Regions from separate parts of the Homo sapiens genome. Here region 2 is linked to region 1. The links are chromatin loops, found by intact Hi-C in ENCODE. Cell type or tissue: heart right ventricle. All regions are shown on one strand. Links, peaks and the distances in the headings refer to the core of each region. The heading gives the core; the rest is flanking DNA.

The links. A loop is a pair of places that touch in the nucleus more often than their neighbours do. Peaks named below come from ENCODE experiments on the same cell type or tissue, not always from the same donor. Only the 100,000 strongest peaks of a DNase experiment are listed, where the experiment ranks them.
Region 2: a loop joins it to region 1, with 2.2 times the contacts of the local background. A loop is called at or near these places in 3 of 110 quality-filtered maps.

What each region holds. Positions count from the first base shown.
Region 1 is chr5:75,665,218-75,673,557 of GRCh38, reverse strand. ANKDD1B (ankyrin repeat and death domain containing 1B) reads right to left here. Exons shown (of 14, transcript NM_001276713.2): 12 at 6,565-6,766; 13 at 4,175-4,306; 14 at 1,712-2,579. The coding sequence ends at 2,518. Among named protein-coding and RNA genes, the nearest start is that of POC5, 48 kb to the left of the region's middle. RefSeq lists an enhancer at 6,078-6,579. In heart right ventricle, for the core only: a CTCF peak has its summit at 5,773 (motif pointing right); a DNase peak (open chromatin) is centred at 4,265; H3K4me3 peaks cover 705 bases; H3K27ac peaks cover 542 bases.
Region 2 is chr5:75,491,385-75,499,724 of GRCh38, reverse strand. All of the region lies in intron 2 of CERT1 (ceramide transporter 1), which reads left to right. Among named protein-coding and RNA genes, the nearest start is that of CERT1, 16 kb to the left of the region's middle. In heart right ventricle, for the core only: no CTCF peak of the experiment used is centred there; no DNase peak of the experiment used is centred there.

The DNA of each region.
Region 1 (8,340 bases), core at 19-8,018:
ACATTTGTAATACTAGCACTAGAGTTACAGAAGTATCAGAAATTTCCTGTTAGAATGAGCCTGTTTCTGGTGTTCTTTCTCGCCTTATTATTTGAAACTCTGCAGCACTGAACCTACCTTGTTCTCCCCGAACATCTAAACACTGTTCTGTGGTGGCGTAGCCCTGAGCAACTCAGCAAACCTAGGCCTGGGCAGAAATTTTTCAATGGCTGGCCAATACAAAGAAACCATCTGGGCAGAACTGATTTAGGTGAACAAGACTTGGCTTCTAATGGTTTCATTGCTGACTGATTGTGTGGGCCAGACAATTAAATGAATCTCTGGATCCTCATCTGTGAAATAAGAATAAAATCTACCTACTATTTCACAGTACTTATACATAAAAATGAACAGGTTCTAAAGAGTTTGTCCAGGACCTCAATTTCCATCTCTTTTAACAGAGTGGATGGAGTTAATCATCTGAAGCCTCTTCTAATTTGAATATAAGTTCTCTGCACTAATTTTTATTATAGGAAATAGGTTTTCTTGCTGCCTCACATTGTTCACAGGACATCAGAGAATAAATGTGATATAGGCAAATAGAATCCTAAGGCCTTTCTGAATTACTAGGCTGTTTCTTAAAGGGTATTAGATATTTACACAACACTTGTTCTGGATTCTGGCCCAGCTACCATTGTGGTAAACAAACAGCTCCACCCCTCATGGTCTTCAGCAAGCTTTTCATGAACACAAACCACAAGCACCTCATCTCGTGCCCTTTCCATGTGTGTGCTCTTCCCGGGCTTCCCCGTTCACTCCCAGTTGAGTCAGGATAGTGCAGGCTCCACTGGGGAGCCCACTCATGCAACCCAGAATTAATACTTGGCATTATGGTAAACAGACCAATTCTTCCTTCCTTCTCCCTGTATGAATTGTCCTGAGATGCATTAGTATATCATGTCTCTCAGAATAGAGTAGCCCAAGATTAAATAATCAGTTATGCTTGTACCAAGTGATGGCCACTTAGGTAATTCGCTTTGTTCTTGCTCTCCCTCCTCCCTAGACAACTCCCCTTTCTCCTCCGCTCCTTCCCCGGATGTACACTTCTGAAAAAGTTGTTGCACACAAACTTCGGTCTTAGACAAGCTCTACTTTTTGAGGAATCTAGACTACAACTAGGAATGGTTTTCAGTATCCAAGCCAAAACAATATGGACAAACTGAAGTGAATATTATGAATGTTGTGATTAAGAATATTATAAACATATTTTTAAGCTTTAAGCTCTAGAAATGTATGTTGTCTAAAGCACCAAGCAATTAGTGTTGGCCTAAGTTAATGTAAATTCAACAGTTTAACACTTGACACAGTTATAGTATATATTCATATTTGTTTATTTTTGCATAAAGAGGTTACCCCAATCTGGTGGGGAGCAGTAATAGAGAAAGAGAGGTCAGTGGAAACTGGCCATACTGAAGAACAGATGGGACAATACTTCTTCTCAATATGTTTTTGAAAAACGTTTTGGAATCATGTGAATCTATTACCTGTTTTAAACATTCATAAGATTAAGTGGGCCATTTATAATCAGTATGAGACAAAGACATAAAACTATAAATTCATGATAGAATAACTGGATTGAAATTGCTTATGGTTTTAGTATGTGCCTTGTAAATTTAGAGTCAGAATCTGAGAATGGAGAGTCTTAAATTCCAATGAATAGGTGCACATAAACTGACACTCAATTTTACATTTATTTCATAACTCTTAGATTACAAAAATAATGCATGTTCTTTGTGAAAAAAAGAATGGAATGTACCCAAAAGTACAAAGAAAATAATCATCTGTAATTACATCACCAAGAGATTTAAAAAAAAAAAAAAATGGTGTACATACTTCTGGTCTTTCCTAAGTAATATATTACACAAAATGTGTGATTTAAAGTCAACAATGACTATAAATTCCAAACCCAGTTTCTCTTACTGAAAGAGAAATAGCAGTTGATTTCCGTACTATGGGCGTGAGGCTACACAGGCATTTTCCCTTCATCTTCATTCCAACCCTATGGATTAAATAGACATCTCTCCCAGTTTATAGAGAAGGAAACTGAAGATCTAAGAACGTAAACAACATTAACATGCCCAAAGGTTCACATCTAATAAGTGGCAAAACCAAGTTCAAAACCATATTTGTCTATTATAAAAACCCTTGTTTTTTTACTGTACCATGATGCTGCTCCCATGAGTTTTTTAAAAAAACATGACATACAAAACCGTCCTAGATTATCTTATTACATGGATTACATCAAATGATTGATAGAAATGGGAAAATCACATACAACTTGCCCTCAGCAAAAAAAACTATATTTGACTTTTTAGTGGTTGAAAAGTATCATGGTATTACTCTTCTTTCATCTGTTAGAGTTCCCTGTCACCACCATCATCATAGTTGAAAATCAGTGCTACTGCTAGAAGAAATTTATGGCATTAAAAGAACTGAATGCTGAGTGGAAAATCATGTAAATACAATTTCTTTAGGCATTTATGAAACTACACATTTCTTGGAGTTTGAGTCAGTTTTGCTTTTGAAATGACGAGTCTTTTCTGGAAAAAATAAGATAACATTTATGAATACCTAAAATTTTTAAAGCACTGATTGTCTACCAGGCACTATTATTCATTAAATCCCACAACAGCCCTTTGAAGTAAACATTTTTATTTTCTTTCCTAGTTAATAAATGAGAAGGTTGTCACAGGAAGGTCATAGAACTTGCTCGAGGTTTACAACCAGTCAGTCAGCTTTGGAGTTCAAGAGTGAGCTCACACAGCCTTGCGTCAGAACACATACCCTTAGCCAGTTCAGTGGACTGCATCTTCATCTTCTCTAAGAGTTCTTATGGAACCTCTTTCATAGGAAGAATACATTTAACCCTTTTCCCATTTAGAAAAAAAAGTGCAGCTCACTGCCAGCACTTCTTCAATTTTACATAAATACGCTCTTTGAGGCTGAAGCAAATCTGATTTTCATTGTGAAAAACAAATATACAAACTTCTTGGAGTTATTTCTAAACAGAACTAACATCAGAATAGTCTGAATCATCCGAATCATCAATTTCTGAAAAATTGGATTCATGGAATGAATCTTTGGCCAACAATTGTTTGAGAACGATGTTAACATCACATATAGGAATGCTACATTTTCTAGGACTTGACATTTTCAATGATCAAGAATTTCCATATTTTGTAAATGGAAATACCACTAGTAAAACCAGAATGCTATAAGTAGAATGATATCTTTTGTTTCCAAAGTCAATATACTAGAGTGATCCAAAAATAATAATAAAAACAAGATAATTCATGGCAAAGTTTTTTCAGGGTAAATGCTGCAAGCACCACTGGTGAGTATTCTCGGGGCCAATGGGAACAGGGTAAAAGTTGAGGGAAAAACTCCAATATTATGAGATCATGTGATGGAAGGTAAGTATCCACACATTGTTCCTTGTACCTACTACTGCTGGAAACTATTGGATCAGTCGGTGTTCACTCATTTATCTTCTTGCTCCAGGTAAAACTGCTTCAGTGAAAATAATGGCAGATGTTCCTGTATTTTGCTTGAATGCTTGTTATTACATGAGAGCTACAACACCGCCTAATTTATTGATAAGTTTTTAAAGGATCTTTCCTGACAATATGGTCAGTGATTTTGGCAGACTGATTTTTAGCAATAACCTCAGGTGGCAAAGTAATAGCCTGTCTGCTCTTTTTGTTCTACCTAGAGATAACATTTTCAAATACACTAACCTGCAGTTTATCAACAGGGGTAAAATGGCATTTTGAGCAAGACAACTCTTAGTCGTGGAGAACAATCCTATAACTGTATGGGATAGTTTAGCACTTCTGCCCCACCCCACCTGCCCCCACCACACATACACATAAACAAAAACACTCCCACACTTTTTCAAATGCTGAGTAGGGGGATGACACAGAACTGCCAGGCTAATGAGTAACCAGTATTGACTGGGTCATTCCCCAAAGGAGAAGCTGCTGACAGCTTACAAGCCCCTTCCATAGTTCCATACTCCGTGTGAGCCACAGCTAACACCACGCTGGGGCTGTAGCTGGTCAGGATGATATTTCTGTAGACTGCTTCCTGAAATTTTAAGGGAGAAAGAATTTCTGTTGTTGAAACTGTCACTTACCAGCTAGTTTTGGGAAACCTGCGTGTACCAGCTCTTCATACAGTTGCTTGGCCGGGTCACCCTGAGTCATCAGGGTCCCGTGTAGCCAGATAAGCAGAGCCCTGTGGCCATGTTCACGGAAGCTTTCATTTCCTGTGCCAAGCACAAGAGGTCCGAGGTAAAACACCACGAGCTGCTATCTCTTTCCATTGTGATCTCAGTTCCAACTAAACTTTCTGAATGACTGTTTGCTTGCCTGTTCCTCTTCGAAAAAAGCCCTTCCAGTTGCCCTCGCTGTGCTGCTTTATGATGACCAGCATTTGCTTTCCCTCCAGCCTGTGCTATGCACCTGCTATGCTTGGCACACACCCAAAGGAGTGTACAAGAGAGAGGACAGCTGTGGTGCCTGCCCAGGGGGAACAATTTTAATGAAATATGCAACTTCTCATAGACCAGTGCTCTTCAAACTCACAGTGCTTATTTCACCTGGGTATCTTACTAAAATGCAAGTTTGGATTCAGTAGGTCTGGGGTAAGAATCCATGCATCTAACAAACTCCCGGGTGCTGCTGCCACTGCTGCTCCATATTCCCCACTCTGAGCAGCAAGCATGCACCATTCATTCTGCCACTCCAGTCTCAAGGAAGCTACTCTGAGGGAAGTTTGCATCCCTGGGCCAGGATTATTCATTTGATAAATACTCACTGCATATCTCAGCCTAGAGAGGTGTTGGGGGAAGTACCGGGATAGGGAGCCACAAAGCCTCTGTGGTTCCCAACAGGACTTCACTACAGGCTCCTTGCTCTGAGAGAGAGTGTGCAGGAGCAGACATGCTGTGCAAGGGAAGGGCCTGAGCTCTGCAGGGGTGAGGGAGAAGTTCACTGGACAGACTGATATGGAGAAGCGGGCATTTCAGGGAGAGGGAACTGCATACTTACAGAATGTACTCCTGGACAAGTCCTCTGTTCCTTTCCTAATCTTGCTCTTGACAAACTAATTTTTCTTAAATACCATCATGAGTCTGTCACTCCTTTGATCAAAAGCCCACAAACTCCCCAGTGCCAGTAACCTTACCCTGGATCACAATATAATTGAATTGCAAGTGTCATTGTTATTGTGCCAACTAGATTATAAACTCCATCAAACATGCATGGCTTAGAGAGCTGATGTATCTATCCCTCATCCAGCAGAAATAAACACTCCAGGCCCTCCATAAAGGTTCCATCGAAACACTTTAAAATCCCCCTTATCCTGCTGGCAAGTACTCTGAAGATACACTATATTTTCAAGTCATCTCTTTAGGTCAAGTTAGAGTTCCAGGAGGCAACTCAATTTTCCTAAAGACTTCACAGAACACTATAAGCCTAATTAATGACAAAAAAGAAATCTTAACAATAAAAAAATTTTTCTAGTTAGAAACTAGTTAGTATTCAATGTTTTCAATACATTATCTTCTATTTTTCACATGAAAATGTATCCTAAGAATGTGCAATACAAAGTCTCATAATTTACTTGTATGTGGTATAAATAGTGTGTGCTCATGGACTGTGCTTCTGCCATCCCCAGTTCCCAGCAATCCCTAATACAAATAGACCCCTGAGCAAGGACACCTTCTCGTCTTAGGATGTCCATGAGAGGGCAGTGCTCTGAATAGAAAACTTTGCCAAGAAACATGTTTGCTTCATTGTTTTCAAAGCTAATTAGTTGATTAATGCCAAGTAAACTTTCTATGTTTCCTAGGTTTTCGTCTAACCACAAAAAACAAAATTAAGGAATCTAGCTGACCTGACTTCACTAATTATGACAGTTTGAGTCCAGCTGAAATGATTCCATTGCTTGGAATCATCTAGCCAAGAAAGCCCTCTGAGTCTGTATTTGCCGTGTCGCTCATGGCACAGCCAAGTCTCCCCTAAGGCAGTGTCCTACAACAACCCTTTCTCCTACACCCACCTGCTTTAAGGAATTCCTCTTTCTGGAGCGCAGACTTAAACAGCGAGCCTATTGATTACAGAATGAACCCATTCACCCCAGGACAGTCTCAAGGAACATAGAAATCAGATTGGCTTCCCACTGACACACCAACTGTTAAATCCTTGCTTGCTTCCTTAGTGACCGTCCAGTTGGGAATCTTACTGTCTCTCTAGGCTAAATGCACATGTCTGATATGGGTCAATACACATAATCATCCTTTACAAACTTCGGTTTACTGCAGACCATGAGTGTTCACTTTCTGCAAATCTTAATGCCCAAATCACTGGTGTGGACCTAAGCTAACTGCCCCTATTCCTGGGCCCCTTGAAGACTGCAGCTTATTGTGAGTGCCACACACTTCCTTGGAAGACCTCACACCAGGAGGCACTGCTGTTCCTAACAGTGAATTCCTCCTGCCCACATCATCTAGTCTGTACTCACCCGACCACTGCTCCTCAATGGCTCTAATCTGGTCATCTGTAAAGTTCCACGAACGGGCCAGCCTCTGCCACTCATTGGCCTTCAGCTGATGGTAAGCCAGGTCCCAGAGAAGCGTGCGAATGTGTCTGGTCTCCAGACTGTGATCTTGCTTGAATGTCAGAGTAAAGCCTGTTGACGGGTCCCTGATGCTCTCATGATGCTCCTAAAGTGAAAATAATTGTATCAGAAGATTTCAGACATGTTCTACTTATTACCTTATTTCAGAGTATATATGTTTTTCAAACATAACTAGTAAGGTGGTAACCGAGACTATGTTTTCAATGCCTCCTGTCACTGGATCATATATATATTTTTTTTTTTTGCCATCCAAAATGGAAATAAATGCTTGAAATTAAAAGCTTGGGTACCGTCTGTCTGACACAGGAAATGTGAGGGATTTTGCCTATTGTGTCCCATGCTGCTTAGAACAGAGAATGAGAACAGAGAGGCTGTCTTGGCAAAGGATGTGTCACAACAACAAAACCATCTTTAATGGCCTTTGTTTGAACCCATACCCCCATTTCTTCTTTTGGGTATTTGATGTTCTCATATTGAAGCTTCGGTGAGCCCAGATTGGCTGTATCCTTAATAAGACCCCACAGCTGGTCCCTCATTCATCCTGCTCTCTGGTGAGCATAAGGAGAGTAAACTAGGAGCCTAGCTCAGGCTGGGGCTTGGGGAAGAGGTGACTAAGGGAGTGGAGAGGACAGGAGTGGACATCATTTAAAGTCACTATAGCCAGGCTCAGACCAACAGCACTATGCCTAGATTGGCATCTTGTTTTCTGACTGTTGAAAGGTTCCTTTTGTCCCTTCTGCAGAATCCACCAGAGTCCTGCAGAATCAAACCACAAACACCGGAGAAAATCACTGAGTGAAAGCAGGCATCACTGCTTCCTAGAACTGCATGCTGTGCTTATGCCACTAGGCCTCCAGGTAATCCTCCTGCAGAAGTTTGCAGATCAGTTAAGGACATGCAGGACAAGTGGCCCACCAAGAAGTCTGGGACTTCCTTTCTCATGTATAGTGACTTCTATTTTTGTCTTTCACTTAAATAGAGGTGTATCTTAATGAAAATATTCTTGACAACAAGATGGGAATCCAGGCTGGGGCAGGAAATGAACCAAAACTGTCTAGGACCCTGGGTTTAAAAACTGATGAGAAGAACTTGATGGGCCCCCACCATGGATCCTTCACAGCATCAGAAACCTCCTCCAGGAAGCTCGACAAGGGAAATGCAATAAGCTCCTCCCGGGAAGCTTGGCCAAGAAGGGCAAAACCTTCCTCTAGTATCTGAACTTTGTGTACAGAAGTTGAAATAGGAATGGGAGGTGTGAATTACCCATAATTGTTTTAGAGACTGTAAAAAGCAGGGTCTTCTCCAACCCAGCCTCAGCTTTACTTCCACAGTGCCTAGCTCCCAGGAATTCTAAAAGAAGTAAGATTGAGGATGGGGAGCTCCAGCAAACTTGGGAGCTGTGGGCCACTTCACTTTGTCCTTCTCTCCTCATTCCATCTCCTGAAACAATGATGAATCCAACAAGATCAAGAGCCTAAATGTCACAAGGGAAAGGGAAGAACACAAAATGCTTCTGCATCTATCTTTGTGCGATAACATTTTTAGCTCTTCAAGAAACTTACATGGTTTGTGCCTTTCAGGATTGGATTGGGTGGTCCCTTAGGCTTCCATTGAAAAGGGCAGGAGATTTGGAAAGCCTAGGTCTTTTTCAGCAGCCAG
Region 2 (8,340 bases), core at 160-8,159, 170 kb after region 1:
TTAAATATTTATAAAGCAACTCTTAATTCCGAAGTGCTTAAAACGTTGTGCATGGGCCGTGAAGTCAAATCTGGGTTCAGACCTTAACTGTGTGTATTAGTCCATTCTCATACTGCTGTGAAGAAATACCTGAGACTGGGTAATTTATAAAGAAAAGAGATTTAATTGACTCACAGTTCTGCATGGCTGGGGAGGCCTCAGGAAACTTACAATCATGGCAGAAGGCACTTCTTCCCAGGGCGGCAGGAGAGAGAATGCAAACCAGGCAAAGGGGGACAAGCTCTTTATAAAACCATCACTCCCATGATTCAATTACCTCATAACAGGTCCCTCCCACAACACATGGGGATTATGGGAACTACAATTCAAGATGAGATTTGGGTGGGGACACAGCCAAACTGTATCATTCTGCCCCTGGCCCCTCCCAAATCTCATGTCCTCACATTTCAAAACACAGTCATGCCTTTTCAACAGTCCCCCAAAGTCTTAGCTCATTCCAGTATTAACCCAAAAGTCCAAATCCAAAGTCTCATCTGAGACAAGGCAAGTCCCCTCCACCTGTGAACCTGTGAAATCAAAAGCAAGTTAGTTCCTTCTTAGATACATTGAGGGTATGGGCAGTGGGTAAATACACCTATTCCAAATGGGAGAAATTGGCAGGCAGCCAAATCTTAAAGGTCCAAAATGATCTCCTTTGACTCCATGTCTCACATTCAGGTCACTCTTATGCAAGAGGTGGGCTCCCACCACCTTGGGCAGCTCCGTCCCTGTGGCTTTGCAGAGTACAAGCCCCCCTCCTGGCTGCTTTCACAGGCTAGCATTGAGTGTCTACAGCTTTTCCAGGTGCACAGTGCAAGCTGTGAGTGGATCTACTATTCTGGGATCTGGAGGACAGTGGCCCTCTTCTCACAGCTCTACTAGGTACTGCCCAGTGAGGATTGTGGGGGTGGGGGGGCTTCAACCCCACATTTCCCTTCTGTACTGCCCTAGCAGAGGTTCTCCATGAGGGCTCCCCTCCTGCCGCAAACTAATGCCTGGACATCCAGGTGTTTCCATACATCCTCTGAAATGTAGGCGGAGTTTCCCAAACCTCAGTTCTTGACTTCTTTGCACCCACTGGCCCAACACCGTGGGAAAGCCGCCAAGGCTTGGGGCTGACACCCTCTGAAGCAATGGCCTGAACTGTCCTCAGAGTGGCCTTGACCCCTTTTAGCCACAGCTGGAGCTGAAGCAGCTGAGACACAGGGCGCCAGGTCCCAAGACTGCACAAAGCAGCAAGGCCCTGGGCCCAGCCCAGGAAACCCATTTTTCCCTCCTAGGCCTCCAGGTGTTTGATGGGAGGGGCTGCCATGAAGGTCTCGGACATGCCCTGGAGACATTTTCCCCATTGTCTTGGTGATAACATTTAGCTCCTTGTTACTTATGCAAATTTTTGCAGTAGGCTTGAATTTCTCCCCAGAAAATACGTTCTTCTTTTCTGTCACATCAACAGGCTGCAGATTTTCCAAACTTTTATGCTCTGCTTCATCTTGAATGCTTTGCCACCTAGAAATTTCTTCCTAGAAATTTAAGACCTTAAATCATGTCTTTCAAGTTCAAAGTTCCATAGATCTCTAGGGCAGGGGCAAAATGCCGCCAGTCTCTTTGCTAAAGCATAACAAGAGTCACCTTTGCTCCAGTTCCCAACAAGTTCTGCATCTCCATCTGAGGCCACCTCACCCTGGACTTCATTGTCCATATCATTATCAGCATTTTGGTCAAAGCTATTCAACAAGTCTCTAGGAAGTTCCAAACTTTCCCACATTTTCCTGTCTTCTTCTGAACCTCCAAACTGTTCCAGCCTCTGCCTGTTACCCAATTCCAGAGTTGCTTCCACATTTTCGGGTATCCTTATAGCAGCACCCCACTCTCTACGGTACCACTTTACTGTATTAGTCTGTTCTCATGCTCCTATGAAGAAATACCCGAGACTGGGTATTTCTTTTTATAAAGAAAAGAGTTTTAATTGACTCACAGTTCTGCTTGGCTGGGGAGGTTCAGGAAACTTAAAATCATGGCGGAAGTCACCTCTTAACAGGGCGGCAGGAAAAAGAATGAGAGCCAAGCAAAGGGTGGGAAAGCCCTTATAAAACCATCGCCCCCATGATTCAATTACCTCCCACCAGGTCCTTTCCACAGCACATGGGGATTATGGGAACTCCAATTCAAAATGAGATTTGGATGGGGATGCAGCCAAACCATATCACTGCTTACAGCCAAAGGTACCTTTGGCAGATTACTAAATTTCTCTGAGCTTTCAGCTTCCTTAACTGATTAAACAAGGGGGATAATGTCTAAGTATGGAATGATTATGTAATTAAAAGAAATAACATATAAAAGTACTTGGTACAATTCTTGGCACATAGTAGTAGTCTCTCAAATTTATTTTGTGAAATGTTTATGTTGGGAGTAAAGCCTACAGTTAAAAAATTAAAGAACAGAAGTTGTCAGACCCTTTTATCAAAGGGGGACAAAGATGCAGTTGACTCACTAGAGCCGGGATACGTAGCGTGTCATGTTTGAACAGATTCTCATGCAACTCTGTTCAGAAATTTTCTTCCACCAAATAGTTCTATTTACCAACCTAAAAAAATAGTTAACTCTTTATATGTTTTCTGTGTATTCTTGATAGTCTTTTTTTCTTTGATCTATTTATTGTTTCCTACCTTTTTTTGGTTTTCCTTATTCTATGTCTTTTTTTAAAAAAAAGATATGTTGTGCCTTTTAAAAAATCACATTGAGATATAATTTACACACGGTCAAATTCACCCTTTTAAAGTATACAGTTATAGTTTTCACAAATGCATACAGTCATATAGTCATTACCACATGAGTATATAAAATATTTCCATCCTCCCAGATAGTTCTCTTCTGCCCCATTGTAGTCAGTTACCCTCTGTGTCCCCAACCTCTGGTAACCACTGTTGCAGCATATTATATACATGGAATCATGCAGTATGCATCTCTTTGTGTCTGGCTTTTAACTTACCATAATGCTTTTACTACTCATCATGTTGTTACATGTATTCTTAACTTGTTGCTTTTTATTGCTGAATACTGTTTCACTATAGGGATATACCATATTTTGCTTATGCATTCACCAGTTGACGGATATATATTTGTTTCCAGTTTTGAGATACAATAAATAAGGCTGCTCTAAACATTTGCATGCAGGTCTTTGCATAAGCATATTTTCATTTCTCCTGGGTAGATACCTATGAATGGGATTGCTAGGTTGTAAGGTAAGTATATGTTTAACTTTATAAGAAACTGTGAAACTGTTTTCCAAAGTGGCGGTACCAGTTTACCATCTCACCAGCATTATGTGAAAATTCCATTTGCTTGGCATTTTTGTCAGCATTTGGTATTGTCACATTTTTTGGGTTTTTTTTTTTTTTTTAATCTTAACCATTCTGGTAGGTATGTAGTGATAGCTCATTGTGGTTTCCATTTGCATTTCCCTAATGACTAATGATGTTGCACATCTTTTCATTTGCTTATCTGTATCTCTTGTGATGTTTGTTTAAATATCTTGTGTTTGTTGTCTTAATGTTGAGTTATGAGAATTCTTTATATATATTCTGGATACCGTAACGTTTGTCAGGTACATGTTTGGCAAATATTTTCTCCCAATCTGAGAGACTGATTTTTATCACTAACACTAAAAATTTATCTACAGTTAAGACCTATTTGAATGTGTATTTTGATGACTTTGCTCTAAGTTCTTTTTTTTATTTATTTATTTTTTTTTCAGCTAATTTTTTTATTATACTTTAAGTTTTAGGGTACATGTGCACAATGTGCAGGTTAGTTACATATGTATGCATGTGCCATGCTGGTGTGCTGCACCCATTAACTCGTCATTTAGCATGAGTTCTGAACAGCATTATTATTTACTTTTTTCTATGTTTTGTGTATAGAGGCAACATTTCTCACTGTTTTTACATTTTTATTTTTTATATTGGATCTGCAGTGGCACTCTGTTGTTTAAAGTGACAAAGCCTTAAATTTAAAACTTGCTGACAACTCGTTAAGTAGTGCATTCACCAGGGAAGCTGGTATTCCTGTTGAGCTTCCTTTGAGTGAGTGCTGTGTAGGCTTGGCCTCTGTCTTTTTTTTTTTGTAAGTGAGATAGGGTCTCAGTCTGTTGCCCAGGCTGGAGTGCAGTGGCGTGATCTCGGCACACTGAAGCCTCTACCTCCTGGGCTGAAGTAATTCTTCTGCCTCAGCCCCCCGAGTAGCTGAGACTACAGGCATGCGCCACCATGCCTGGCTAATTTTTGTGTGTTTTTGTAGAGATGGGGTTTGACCATGTTGCTCAGGCTAGTCTTGAACTTCTAGACTCAAGCAATTTGCCTGCCTCAGCCTCCCAAAGTTCTGGGATTACAGGCATGAGCCACTGCACCTGGTCATGTCTTTATTGAAGGAAGAAAATTATGGCTGATAAAGAAAGCTGAGCTATTCTCTTGGTTTCCAATTTAGAGAATATATATTATCCAACAATTACGTATTTTAAAAATATACTTTCCCTCTAATGAGGATTCATCACTTGAAAAAGATTACTTATAAATTAATTATACGGAACCAAAAGACTGAGAAGCCATGACCAGTTGAATCTTATCTAGATTTTAAGGCAGTCTGTAAAGTGATAATGTCTCAAGGGTGGGAGATAGGAAAGGGTAATGATTCCTGAAAACTTACATATAAACCCAGTTTCATAAAGTAAGGTTGTCTCCTGTTGTGAAAGACTTCAAATAGTTTCACTTGGCTTTTTACAAGGTAGGAATTTCATCCAGGTAAAGGTACATCTACTTTATCTTCTTATGAAGAAAAGAAATGGGGCTAAAAACTGTCGAAATCCCAAAAGACAGGGTGGACAAGAGAGGAAACTACAGAAGACAGCATTGTAGAAACTGGAAAACAAATGGTCAAGTGCTAAGTGAGTTAGTAAATCTGAGAAACCCAGATCCTAAACTATCAGTTAGGGAAGCTCAAAACTAGATCTACATCATAATTATATAACATTGTAGCAGTTCTGGATACCTCCTGGAATGGAGAGTTGGGGGTGGAGAGTGTATAAGGAAGATGAGTTATATGTCAATTTAAGAAACAATCAAATCTCTCTATTTCCTCCCCACACTGGACCTCTATAGAGAAAAAAATCGTGGGTGTCTGGTCTTGGAGGGTAGAGGAGTAGTCACCAGATACAATTGAAATCAAAGTATCACACTGAATACAGAGGAGGGATTAGGGAAGCAAGCAAACTAGCTACTGAGCCTCACATGACCCTATCCCACCACTATTCCCCAACTTCCAAACTCTGGCCAACAAACTTTAATCCTCAGGACAGGAGGTTGCTGGGGTCTTTTCTAAGAATCTGACCAGCGTAAAAGTTTTGACCTAAAGATAACAATATAGCTTCCCTAGCAAAGTAGCCCAACTAGATTATCCTGTGGTGAAGCCCATTTTTGGTAAACTCAAAGTACAGCCTTTGGGTTTCGAGTCAGAAGATTCCCTACTGTTAAAAATGAGCAGACAGCAAAGGACTATCAGTCATATGAAGAAAGTTTCCAATATGAAAGAGATCAAGAGAATCAGTGCAACACTAGGAAACACATTATTCAGATGTCCAACAAAAAGAAGGAAATTTGTCAGTATTTTTAAAGAGAGAAGAGTTTTTGAAATCATGAAAAAGTAAGTATACTATAAAAAAGGAAGAGGTTAAAAAAGAGCTCTTGGAAATTATAAATATGGTAGCAGTGAGGAAAGAAATTAGAAGAGTTAGAAGGTAGAATTATAGACATTTCTAGAAAGTAAAGAAAAAGATTTTTGTTTTTTTAAAGGTAGTAAATAGGACATAGGTAAAATTAAGGAAATAATCCAGGAGTTCTAACATCTGAACAGTAGGAGCTCCAGGCAGAGAGAACAGAGCAGAAAGGGATTATCAATGAAATAATAAAAGAAAAATTCACAGAAATAAAGGACAAGAGTTTTACATTGAAATCATCAAGCAAGGTCCAGTATAATAGATTTTTAAAAAGACTCATGTTAAAGACACATTGTGCTGAGCCAGACCACTGGGAAGAAGATCTTGGATGCTTCCAGAGAGAAAAAACATAACAACAAAGGTTAAGGATTCAAAATGACTGTGGACTTCTCAAAAGCAGTGCTGGAAACTAAGATGCAATGGCTGATGCCTACATTCTTCTGAAGAATAATTATTTTCGACAATGAATTATATATGCATCCAAATCACCAAGCGAGTATAAGGACAGACTAAAAGCATTTTAAAATATGGTCTCAACAAATTTACCTCTTGTTGTTTTAAAAAATATTTTAGAGATGCATACTTACATGTCTACAGATGAAATGATATGTTTAGAATTTGCTTCAGAATAATGCCTTTGGAAGGGTATGAATTGATGAGGATGTAGATTTTAAAAAAGAATAACCATGAGTTAATAATTGTTGAAGGCAAATGATGGTAAGAGGGTTCATTATTCTGTTTTTTTGCATATATGTGAAATTTTTCATAATAAAAAGTAAAATACATCCACAGACACAGACGTCTGTCTTCTGCTGAAAGATATGCCCCATCAAAACAAGGAAGAATTAAATAAGAGGAAAATGCGATAGAGGTTATTGTACTCAAAGTGTGATCTCCAGAGCAGTAACATCAGTATAAACTGTGAACTTGTTAGAAATGCAGATTCTCAGGCCTGCCCCAGACCTAATGGATCAGAAACCCTGGATATGGAGTCCAGCATTCTTTCTTTAACAAACCCTTCAAATGATTCTGATGCGTCCTAAAGTTTGAGAACCACTTTCCTAAAGCAGGAAAAATAGCTTTGCTCAAGTAAAGAATGGACATGACTGGTGTTTTGTATCATCTCATTTTCTTAACTGCTTGCTCTCTGGACGTTGATAGTTGCTCTGACATGTAAATCAATTGAGTTGTTATACATAAAAAATACTGTATTGTGCTATTTGTTCTAACAATCTCAACAATCGATGTAAAAGTTCAAATTTAAGGAAACTCTTGAGTATAGTGATTGTATCAGAAATGGGAAGAGGTATGAGGGGAACATATGAACATGCCTTATACCAACCTGGCTGCTTGTCTAACTGGCACCTTGACATTGTTTGCTGACTTTGTCAATTGAAATTTTTATTAATCTGGAATGCCTTTTCCTCCTCTGGTATCAAAAGCCTGTCTTTCCTCCTGGGCTCAACTAAACCACAGCTTTTCAATGAACCACTTTAGATCTCATTCTCATCTTTCTGTCTCTACCATCAGATTTTTAAAATTTTATTTATTTATTTTAAACAGGGCCTAATGCTGCCGTCCAGGCTGGAATGCAGTGATGCAATCATGGCTTGCTGCCACCTTGACCTCCTGGGCTCATGATCCTCCTGCCTCAGCCTCCGTAGTAGCTGGGACTACAGGTGCACCACCACACCTGGCTATTTTTGGGGAGTTTTTTTGTTTGTTTGTTTGTTTTTTGGTAGAGACTGAGTCTCGCTATGTTGCCCAGACTGGTTTCAAACTCCTGAGCTCAAGCAGTCCTCCAGCCTTGGCCTCTCGAACAGCTGGGATTACAGTGTGAGACACTGCACCTGGCCATTACTATCAGATTTTTTAAAATATAAATAAGGACTGAGCAACTATGACATGTGTTGTGCTGGCTATTTTATGTATTATCAGGAAAAAGGTGAAAATGATTAGGGAGAGAGAAATAAAGGTAAGAAGAGCTACAACTGTTTTTCATATCAAACCTTGACTCAAAGAGTTCAGAATGATTTAACTCTTTAAACTGTGTGGGCTTCTGAGTAGCTGAAGACAGTGGTAGGTGGTAGGCTTGTGGTAAGCCGCATCCCAAAATGTTATCTCCCTAAAAGATACAAAATAACTTCACATCTATATCATTTTGACATGAAACAACACCTTGAACATTACTTGTAGATAGATAATGGCAAAACTGCAAAATAATCATGTAAGAAAAAGGTAACACACTCAAGTGCAGTGGTCCTACATGCTTTTACCCCATTGCCGCAAGGGGACCCTGTGGCAAGGAAAATTAGACCAAGATATGTTCCTTGAGAAGACAGAAGGAGCACTAGTGAGGGAGAGCTGGAAGAACCACCGGAAAGATTAAATCCACCCTTTTTTTTTGTATTTTCAGTGCAAAAAACTAACCAGACAGATCAGAGCAGGATTACAGGAAAAGGATTTCAAAGTATAAGTACTTTAAAGGGCTAGACAGCCATTTAAATGTGATTTAAAGAGACACACTTCTGAAT